Regions from separate parts of the Mus musculus genome. Here region 1 is linked to region 2. The links are chromatin contacts, found by Hi-C or POLR2A ChIA-PET in ENCODE. All regions are on one chromosome and are shown on one strand. Each heading gives the region's core, a stretch centred on a gene start or an enhancer-like site at or near the end of the contact. The rest is flanking DNA. Distances are from core to core; before and after follow the strand shown. Region 1 holds the start of Itga3 (integrin alpha 3). Region 2 holds the start of Pdk2 (pyruvate dehydrogenase kinase, isoenzyme 2).

Evidence for each region. A loop is a pair of places that touch in the nucleus more often than their neighbours do. ChIA-PET counts read pairs that join two places held with the same protein, here RNA polymerase II (POLR2A).
Region 1: POLR2A ChIA-PET joins it to region 2 with 15 read pairs in Patski. The contact joins the promoter of Itga3 here to the promoter of Pdk2 in region 2. A Hi-C loop is called at or near these places in 4 of 37 maps with a recorded cell type or tissue (gastrocnemius and heart). POLR2A ChIA-PET finds 5 or more read pairs at or near these places in 3 of 5 experiments (Patski and embryonic stem cell).

What each region holds. Positions count from the first base shown.
Region 1 is chr11:95,074,446-95,079,409 of GRCm38, forward strand. It overlaps Itga3 (integrin alpha 3), which reads right to left and starts at 2,269. Exons shown (of 26, transcript NM_013565.3): 1 at 1,686-2,269. The coding sequence starts at 1,891.
Region 2 is chr11:95,038,069-95,043,468 of GRCm38, forward strand. Pdk2 (pyruvate dehydrogenase kinase, isoenzyme 2) reads right to left here and starts at 3,303. Exons shown (of 11, transcript NM_133667.2): 1 at 3,071-3,303; 2 at 1,281-1,422. The coding sequence starts at 3,188. Gm11513 (a long non-coding RNA gene) reads left to right here. Exons shown (of 3, transcript XR_003949596.1): 3 at 1-215.

The sequences.
Region 1 (4,964 bases), core at 1,019-3,518, 35 kb after region 2:
CCAGAGCTGGGGAAACTAAAGCTCAGGTGTTGGAACCAGAGCCGAGACACAGCAGAGGAACTGGAACACTCAGCTTTTCTCGCTACAATGTCAGGTGCCTCTCACAGGTCAGCAGAGATAAGAGGGAACACACAGATCCAGGTATAAGCTCATCCCGGGGGGAAACCGGCCCCGGAGAAAGTAATATCATATCGTCCTCAAGGTCACAGAATAGAGCGGGAGATGTTGCAGAATCTCTTCTAGTGTGTTAGTTCCGGCCATGCACATTCAACAACAGAACATCTGAGAACTCTGGACTGGGCTGGGGGGAGGCAACAGCACTGCTGTAGCAACTAACTATTATCAGAGGGCCTCAGAAAGGTAGAAGGTTAAATCTGCCCAGCCAGGACAGGAAGGGTGTGGTGGATCCACCTTCTTCTGCAGGGGCCAGGTAGGGTAGAGACTAAGTCCAGGTGGGCAGTACGGACAAGGGCTGGGCCAGCAGGACAGAGGCAAAGACTGACGTTGAGTTGGACTTTGAACATTCCAAACTTCCTCAAGTTTCTACAGGCCCCAGTCAGAGCAGGGAGAGGTTTCAACACTTTTTACCTTGACTGTGTCTTCTGATTTAGGAACTGTCAGAGGCCGGGCAGGAGTAAATGCCTGGCAGACCACCCAGCTCAAAAAGGTAGGAGGGGCTTATATGATGGATCATCACTGTCCCTCCTGGGCAGTTTCACCACCTCTGGTCACCCTCTTCCCTCAGCTAGCCAACCTAAGCACACAGAACCTATGCAGAGAAACCTCAGACACCTGGACATGACCCGTTGGGCATGAGTGTGCTCAGGGAGGGGCAGGTGGCTGGATGCAATCTCCTCCCCTCCTCCACTCTGCTGGGCTCTTCCCGCTTCTTGCAGCTGTTGCAAAGAGCAGAAGAAAAGAGAAAACACCATTCCCCTCTTCAAACCAAAACAAACACACTCAGGGCTGCTGATTCAACATGAATCTGTGGAATGCAGGGAGATGTCTGGTGGGAGTACCCCCACTGCTTCCGGGTGGGCTCTGGCCTCAGAGTAGAAGACAGCGCCTCCTCTGTCTTCTACTGTCCGTTCCTCTAGGGGCAAGAGGAAGTCTCTGGACAGCTCCGAATGCCCAGCCTCTTCATCACCTCACTCTGCAATGCCAAGCCCTTGAGAAGTGTGGTCCAGCCTGGTTCTGCAGAGGGCGTGGCTGCTCTGGCCACAGGCTAAATGAGAGGGCTAATAGGGATTTGAACGCATATATTCTCGGTTCTCTTCAAGGAGGAGGGGAAGAGCGATGTAATAGGTGTTTAATATACAGAGTTCTCCTAGCCCGGGAAAGAAGCTAATGTTAGGTACTGGATTCTCAGGGTGCTGGGCAACAAAGACCCTACTTCCGAAGATGTCTGAAATGTGGAGCGGTCGCGTCTAGACAGGTTCTGGCCAGGTCAGCACTTGCCATGATTACTGCCCCCCTCCCCCCACCCCCTTCCTCCACTTGCCGCCAAGCCCCACAATCGGAGAACTGCCGTCTTACCCGCCCTCTTAATCCTGGCTCACAAGGAAAGGCCAGCAGCAGCAGGCCTGGAAGTCAGCGGGCCCAGGGCTCCAGTTTAGCTTAGGTCAGGTATCCGCGCACATACCCCTCTCTCTGCACCCCACCTCACCGCCGCCAGGCTGACTTACAGGTAGCGCTGTTGTCGCTCAGTCTGCCGATGGAGGGCGACCGAGTAGCCGAAGAGGCTACCGGGGTTCACCGCCTCCTTCACCACCAGGAATCGGGTGTCCAGGTTGAAGGCGAAGGCGACCCGGCCGCAAGCCGCCACCATCAAGGCCAGAGCGCGGAGCAGCCAGCCAGGGGCGCGGGGCACGCGGCAGGGGCCGGGGCCCATGGCTGCGGGCCGGGCCGTAAGGGGCCGGGCGAAATCGCTAGAGGGCTCAGCACCGGGAGTGATGAACGGTTCACCTGCTCCAGGCGCCACCAGAGGACACCCGAGCCCGCAGAGCCGCTGCACCGGTAGTCAGGCAATTTTTTACCCTAGTCCGGGTCACTTTCACGTCTGCTCCGGGTGCTTTTCCAATCCGTTTTCCAGATCCGTGGATCTACTCTCACGTTGGTTCGGTGGACGGGTCACCGTTCCGAGCTCCGAGCACCCCACACCCTAGATGGTCCCGGCCGCGCCCCCTTGGAGGTGTTAGCTCTTTGGACCTCGGCTAGGTGGAGGATTTAGAACGGCAAGCCCTCGATCACCAGGAGGGCAGGAGGGAGGGATCCTCCCCAGCGCGCCCCGCCTCCCCACCGCCCAGCCCCGCACCTCCCCACCTTGCGCGCCCAGTCCGGGCTCCGCTTTCCTTCCGGGGAAAGAGAAAAGGTCCCCGCTCGGCCGCCGCCTCTTAAAGGGGCAGCGCCGCCCCTCCCTCTCCATCTCTCCTATCGCGACTCCGCCCTCTCTCTCAGACACCTGTCGGGAACCCTTAAAGCCCGGATTTCCCCTTCCAGCGGAGAGCTTCTTCCTAGGAGCGTCGCCTTCGGTACAAGACGGATTGGACGGGCGGGGCCAGAGGTGGATTTGCTTGGCGCTTGCGGCGGCTGCTACTGGAAAGGCCGTTCAAGGCACCGCCAGCACCGCGATCCCCGCTGGACAAACCAGGCGTTGGCTCTTCGGAGAACGGTCGACTGTGTTCGGCTGCCTGGAATGCGGACCTCCGCAGTGATGTGAGTCCCTAAGAGGTGACTGCGGGTCTCCGGACTTAACTTCTTCGTGCTAAGTACACTCAATGTTATGTATGAAGGAGTATTTCTCCTGCCCACCCGCCTCCTCTCATCCTGTTCCCTGCTGGAAGCGGCTCCTCCGCAAAGCCAGACAGATATTTAGTGGTGGTGATGACAACCCATCAGAAATAATAATTAGCAAAGGGCAGCCTTTGTCTCGAAGCAGTGAATGGGACCTCAGCCCCCACAGGTGTGATGCTGGGTGGAGACAGGTGGGCTTGACTCAAAGATCTCACTATCCGAGGAAGAATTAGGGAACTCCAAGAGTGTATGGAATGTTGTTTTGGTCTAACTCAGATTTCCCCTAATGCAGAACAAGACTCATTTTCCCTGAGCATCGTTTTCTACATGTTTTTATAATTAAATAAGAACAGCACATGCAGCAGGCACTATGCTAACTGCTTTACAAATACTACTTTTTCAAGGCAATATACATGTATACAAGTATATATGTGTATACACACACATCTACACAACCACCAGTCTAAGGAAAAGGGAAAGCAGAAAATGAGCCCATCCAATGGGATTCTGCTCCGGTGTTTGAGGAACCAGCTCATTCTGTGTCTGATTCCCTATCTAGACATTGTGACCTTAGAAGGTACAATCATTTCCTCACAGCTGATCTTATCTCTTACACTCAAAGGTGCAGCCCTTAGAGACCAGGATGTCCTTTTGCTCATGACAATTACTGACAGTTTGTCGTTGCCACCACTATGTAAACCCAGGTCTGTACCTGTCTCTCTATTTACATATGGGAGCAGAGCTGTCTCTTCATCAGACACAGCCCTGGAGGGACCAGGGGGAGCAAGCAGCTTTCCCTGCATAAAGTAAGTTTGAGATCTTTGCAGCCCCATGTGGCCACATTGATGCAGGAGCAGCCCAGATGAGCCTGGAGTTAAATAGAAAGATGAGAAAGCAGAGGTGAGCCACCGGAAGGCGCGGGTCTACGATTATGAAATCCTTACACCAGTCATCAGGGAATTAGCTCTGCTTTTAAGATGAGAACACCAAGGCTCAAGGAAGTTACGCTATTCGGCTAAAGCCACAAAGCTAAGATTCTAATAGTGCGGTATCTAACCCCAGAACCCTTCTTAACCATTATGCTAATGATTAACCCTTAGGACAAATCAGATTTTGTTGAGACTTGGTGTGACCGGAGCCTCTCCTATGGGAGTGTCCTCTTCCATTACTTTCTACTTCCCTTTTGGCCTGGCAAATTCTAGATGCCCCGCCTAACTGGTTAAAATGGTAACTGCTAAACAATCTATCTTCCTTTAGCTTTGCAAATACCAGAAGATCTGATGACCTTTCTAGCCTTGTTCCTCTGTCTTTGCGTACAAACCAATGCATATTTACTACCCGGCTGTTTAGCTCCCGATAAGAAGCTTGTCTGCTTTAGGAATGGAACCGGTCCCAAGAGATAAAGTAGATTGTAGTGTTCTGGGCAGAGGGGGGAAAACAACAAACATACCAAAACCCCCAGAGATGTAAGCCATAGGCAGCAAAGACCACTCCCTCAGCCTATAGAACATGCTTCAGTCTGCATATGGAAGTCAGGACAACCTCATGGGCTAGGTGATTCTTCCACTTTTACATGCTTTCTGAGGTCAAACTCAGGTCATCAGCCTTGTACAGCAAGCACTTTATATGCTGAGGCATCTTGCCAGCCTGGTATGACTTCTGCCATGTAGCTCAGGCCAGCCTCAGAATATTGGCTACTGAGGAGCGAGCATCCTTAACCAGGTAAAGTTAGGAGCGTGGCTTTAGGATCTGCCCAGACTCCCACCTTGCTCCCATCCCCCAGCTACGGGCCTAGGCTGAGCAGTTTCCTGTCTTCTCCATGGGGAAAGTGGGGGTTAACGTGCAGGCCTCTGAAGCTTGGCGTCGTCACATCTTACAAATCATTTAATGTCCAGACTCGCGTCATCTTTCTGGGTGCCCTCTGAAAGTCAGGACTGCCGACCTTGTTTGCCTCGTGAGGGAGCAGCACTTCAGGAGTATACCTGGATGTCCAAAGTCACACAGCTCATGGGAAGGGAGTAAGGCACAGCAGGGACTGTACCCACTGACCACAGCTGTGTCTTTAAGAGACAAACTCCAGGCAGATGTTGTTCAGACAGTCAGACATACCTAAACAAGAGCAGCTGCGATAACAGTTTTCTCTGTGGCATTTGAGAGCAGACGCTTGTCCC
Region 2 (5,400 bases), core at 2,053-4,552:
GGGAGAGACATATCCACGCACAGACTCAATGCTGGAAGGGCATCGGAAAACCGCAGGACATTCTAGCAGGGGCTGGTGTGAAGGAGAGTAATGGTAGACATGTTCTATCTACACTTTTGTGCTTTCCAGGTGTCAAAAGAACATTTTACCCTTCTGTAAGTGGGAGACGTCATAATCAATGACGTCTTTCATTTAAAAAGAAAAATCGAACCTTCCATGATCGTGACTCCTCCACATGTTTGTATTGCATTTTGTTTAGCCTGTCTTGGCAGTCTCCCAGGAACGCCTTGGGCTCCTTGTGGGAAGCTGCTGCTGTCTTGGTGTTTGTCTGTGTGTGTGATATTGAGACTTGAACACAGGGCCTCATCTATACCAGGCAAGTGCTTTCCCGCTGAGCTACAGCCAGCCCTTTGTTCGTTTTGAGACAGGGTCTCCCTAAGTTCCTCAGGCTGGCCTTACAGTCGCGATTGTCCACCCTCAGCCTCTGAGCTGCGATTACTAGGCCCGTACCACCAGTGCTGCCTAGATCTATTGTCTCAGCTGCAGAGGAACAACAGCTCAGGGCAAAGGCAGCTTTTATCCCCGAGCCGCACAGTTAGCTGCTGCCACCCGCTTAGCCACAGGACAGTGCTGGGACCACAGGTATGATCCTCCCAAGCCCCAGAGAATCCTCAGTCAACCCATGTTGCAAATCCTGATGACTAGGTTGCTGCCCAGTTGTCACAAAAGTCTCTTGATGATCAGCCAGGGACGTGCCCAGTGACAGACACACCTTTGTTTGTTTCATGTGAGGCTATCTGGCCTCCAGTCACTCAGCAATGTCCCTACAGCTACCTGTAATGAACTTTTGATCCTTGCCCTCTGAACTCTTTGGGAAGGGACTGTATTGTCTGTATTTAACTGAGTGTTTCTTCAACATTCAAGACAAGTTAGATTTGCCACCGGGATAACTGAATCTTCACCTTTTTTTTTTTTCTTCTTCTTGTTTTCCCAAGTTACTGAGCAGGCCAAGGGTTACTGCTGATGTCAGCATGACTTCTGCTCTTGACTTTGAAAGCTACGCTTTCTTGAATGGACACTAAGTCCCCAGGGAAAGTGGGATGGTGAGAAACAGACTGAACTTGACCTTTGACCCTGCTCAGGCTGAGGAGTCCAAGAAATCCTGGCTAACTCTCCAGCCTCTTGGGGCCCCTGTGCCTTGCCTCTGTCCTAGCTTCTGACACAAGAACAGAGGAACACGGTGAGGATGGAGGGGTGGTGGCATGTGAGGGGGACCTCACCAGCTCTGCACCAGCTGCACCGATGGGGTGCCCAGCACTCGGTCAGGAAGCAGGTTGATCTCTTTCATGATGTTGGCCAGGCGAACGGGCAGCTCCTGCCGGAGGAAAGTGAATGACGTCTTCTCGCAGGCATTGCTGGATCCTGAGGATGACAGAGGGGTCGGTCAATCAATAGCTGCAAACCATGGGGACAGTCACCCATGTGGAAACTGGGCAGGCTGAAATGACCATGGGACCTATCTGTGGCACACAGCAAGGTAGCCCTCCTAGCCTTGCGATGCTTGAGTTTTCCCCAGACATCCTACCACGTGGATGTCAATTTAGGAACAGAGTGTATCACCCACTGACCCTCAGTGAAAACCCTGTTTGTTAACCAGGGAAACAAGATGTTCCCGGGGCTGACTCTGAACTGTTCTGGCGTGATTCACCTCACTTTCCTTTCCATCTCTCTAGGTGGGCACTCATCACAGGGGGCTAGCCCAGGGTGCAGAGGCACCTAAGAAATCCTTTTCTCCATGGGGTGCTAGGACTAGGTTCCCAGGACTGTAGGAACTCAGCATTATCCCTGAGGCAGGCCATCTCATCTAGGCTGAGGAGACAGATGAATGCCAATGTAGAATTGGCCATGTTAATGACCATCTGTGAGGCAAATGGGGACCTTGGTCCAGGGTCAAGATTAACAGGCAGTAGAGGAATGAGCTGTGTCAGCTAGAGACAGGAGACCTAGGATCAACAGCAGGCGATGCTTCTGTAACTTACTGTATATCATCAGCAGTTTTCCCCAGATAGGTGGACCGAACTACGGCCAAGTCCCTTCTAGCTGTGGCATTCATTTGGCGGGGACTTGGAGTGGGCCCTGGAGGATTTCCTACACAAGCAAAGCTCACAACTCCAACTGAACAGGGAGTAACAAGGCATATCCTGGAAAACAGGTGCCCAAGTCCTGTCGGCCATCTTCCTGTCCTCCTGCCTGTGACACAGCCAACTCTTGAGAGACCTGGGTCCACTCCCTACACCAGCTGGCACCAGGGAATACCTTGCAGACAGATGGGGGCCACACAACGTCTCCATCCTCCACTCCGCAAAGCTTTCTCCTGCCCCAAAGCCACCTCCACCCTCAGAACACCGAGTGGGTGATCTTCAGAAACCCAGGGGTAGCCATAGGAGGGTGAAAGCCACCTGACTACCTCATGGTAAGTTGGGCTCTGCCCAGCTAGGAACCGCTGCCAGGTCAGAACAGATTTGATCTTCAAGTGTCCTTGCCCAGTGGGCAGCTGCAGTGGGTGGAGGCTCACCAGTCAGGGGAGTTCCCCTGTTAGCACCTCCTACTTCAAGGGGCCCCCTTCCCACCTGCCCTGGCTTTTCTCCCTTGCTCTGTTCAGAAGTACCCCGCCCTTCGTGCACAGCACAGGTCTTCCAGATGGCTGAATCTCCTTAGCACTCCAACAGCACGTCTCCTGTTTACTCTTGGCTGCCCACTCTCAGTGGCCGGGATCTCCCACTAACTCTATCATGTCTGGATAGGGTCCTATGCCCTCACTGTCTCTTACTCTCCACGATCCCTCGCAACGCTTTCTCCGCGCCCCCATTCTTAGTTAACTGTGAAGGGGGCACTCTTAACTCTTTGTGGGCAGCCAGGTTGGCCTCGCCGTTTACCCATTCCTGTCCATACTCTTCCAAGCCAACCCTCCTACCACCCAGGACCTCTTCCTCCGATGTTAACCTCTCATTGCCAGGGTCTCCTTCCCCGCGCCCACAGCCCCCGGTGCCCGCCTACGCCGACTCCGTACCGAAGTCTAGAAACTGCTTCATGGACAACGGGGACGGGGAGAACTTGCTGAAGTGCTCGATGTACTTGGGTGCCCCTGCCAGGGACGCATTCTTCAACAGCGCCCGGACCCAGCGCATGGCGACGGCGCCTGCGGCTCGGGCTTGGATCTCGCTGCTGTCCCGGGGCTGGAGGCGCTGGCACCGGCCGTCAGCTCGGCCCAGCTTAGCCGGGAGACGGGCTTCGGCCGCCTCCTCCCTACCCTTGCCCTGGCGATGCCTCCAACGCCTAGCCAATCGGCTTGTCCCGGCGCCCCGACGTCGCCAATGGGCGCGCACAAACAACTCTGGGAGAACCAATAGCCTTGCGCTTCGACACGTGGCTCTCCTCGAGGCCCACCTCCTTAACCGTGAAGGTGCTGGAGACGGCCTGTTGTTTTCCTGGGCTGTGCTCAAGTCCCGCCTCCTGTCGCCAACTACACTTCTTGGGGGCCAGCCCCGAGTTAACCCTTTCTTCCCCAGAGTCCCGCTAACCCTTCGTTTGACGTTCTACTTTCCCTGGTTCTTTCCCCTGTCTCCTTCTTTAAAACCTCCCTTCCCTGCCCTGTCCCTTTCCTAAAGGCACCTGTTTGACCTGACAACCTGCTTACCTGCTCTGCTATAGGGGCTCACAGTGGTTTCTCACTCCTATGATGGACCCAGAATGAACACTTGCAAAATCCGAAACCAGTATGCGAGCTTATACTAAGCTATCCTATATGCGTGCAACCCGCTGACTTCCATAAATATCCAAAAAGCCCAAGAAAAGGTCTCTCTCTCTCTCTCTCTCTCTCTTTCGAAAAAGATCCGATATCAGGGTGGGAATGTAGCTCAGAAGGCATGGCACTTGCTCAGTATGCATGAAGCCCTGTATTGATCTCTGGTACTTGGAAAACAACAACAAAAACAGCCAGAGCCAAACCCCCTTAGGACTGGCAGAGGCGGGAGCAGGAGCTATGGTCAGTGCTAATTTTAGTTAAGTTCCATTTTATTATTACCTCGCTCATTTGACTGAGCATAAAACCTTGCGCGTCTTGCACAACCACCTAAGAAGGTAACCTTCTGTGCACCTAACCCGAGACGAGCAACTGTCTGTGCCGCTGGCTTCCTTATTGCGAGTCCCCAGGAGCTAAGGCATCTTAGTGGTTAGCGGCTTGGGAGCCCAGCCCAGTCTTCCTAGCAGTTCCCTGCCTCTTCCCTGAGAAATGTCATGCGCCCTCTTTTGGTAAAACTTGGTATGTGCCCCACTCTCTGGGCCTTCCTAGGTTCATTACTATTGATTATCCAGTGGTTTCCCGGCCTTTACTATGGCCCTGTGAAGCACAGACAGGATTGAGGTTTGGCCTTTAGGAAGTCCTGGTGCTCCTCTTGGAGGCTGAGGCAGGAGGAGATCTGTCCAAGGCCCACCTGAGGCAGTGTGAGTTTAAGTCCAGCCTGGGTAATTTAGTAAGATCTTTTCTCCAAAAGGTAGAGAAGGTGGGTTTGAGCTGGTAGTAACTCAGTAATAGAGTGTTTTCCTAGAATATGCAAGACTATGGGTTTGATCCTCAACCCCCCCACCCCACACACACACACACTGCAAGTTATAACAGTTTAACTGTAGCCAACACAAAACAAGAGTTCACCTTGGAAAGCGTAATGCTGTGGGCCAGGCACTGCTTGCTGGATTATTATATCGTTTCCTCCATTTTATAGGCAGGAAAACAGAATTAGCAAGCATTCTCAACTACAAATCTGGCCTGGTTGGTTCCAACACACAGAGCCTTTTCACTTGAAAAAAAAAAAAGTATCGGTGTATACCTTTAATCCCAGGCAGAGGCAGGAGGATCTCAGAGTCTAAGGCCAGTCTGGTCTACAGAATGAGTTCCAGGACAGCCAGGGCTACACAGAGAAACCCTGTCTTTAAAAAAAAAAACAAAAAACAAAACAAAAAAAAACCCAAAAAAAATTTTTTAAAGGATCTATTTATAATCTGTATGTGTGTGCACCCAAGTGAGTTTTTGCATACCACAGCACATAGGTGTCTGTGGGGCTGGAGGGCATCTGCTTGCCTGGAATTGGAGTTACAGGCGGTTACGAAGCTGGTGTAGATGCTGGGAACGCAGCCCAGGGCCTGTGCAAAAGCACACACAGTAAGTACTCTTAACTGCTGAGCCATTTCTCCTGGTCCACCTTTCCACCTCTTACTGGAGCCTTTCCAGTTATCCCAGTATCCACTTTGGCTCCATTCCTTAGCTTCATCTTTTCAGATTGCCAGGCTCAACAACTCCCAACTCCATCTACCTGCCGCCTTGCCCCAGCCTCTAATCTTTAA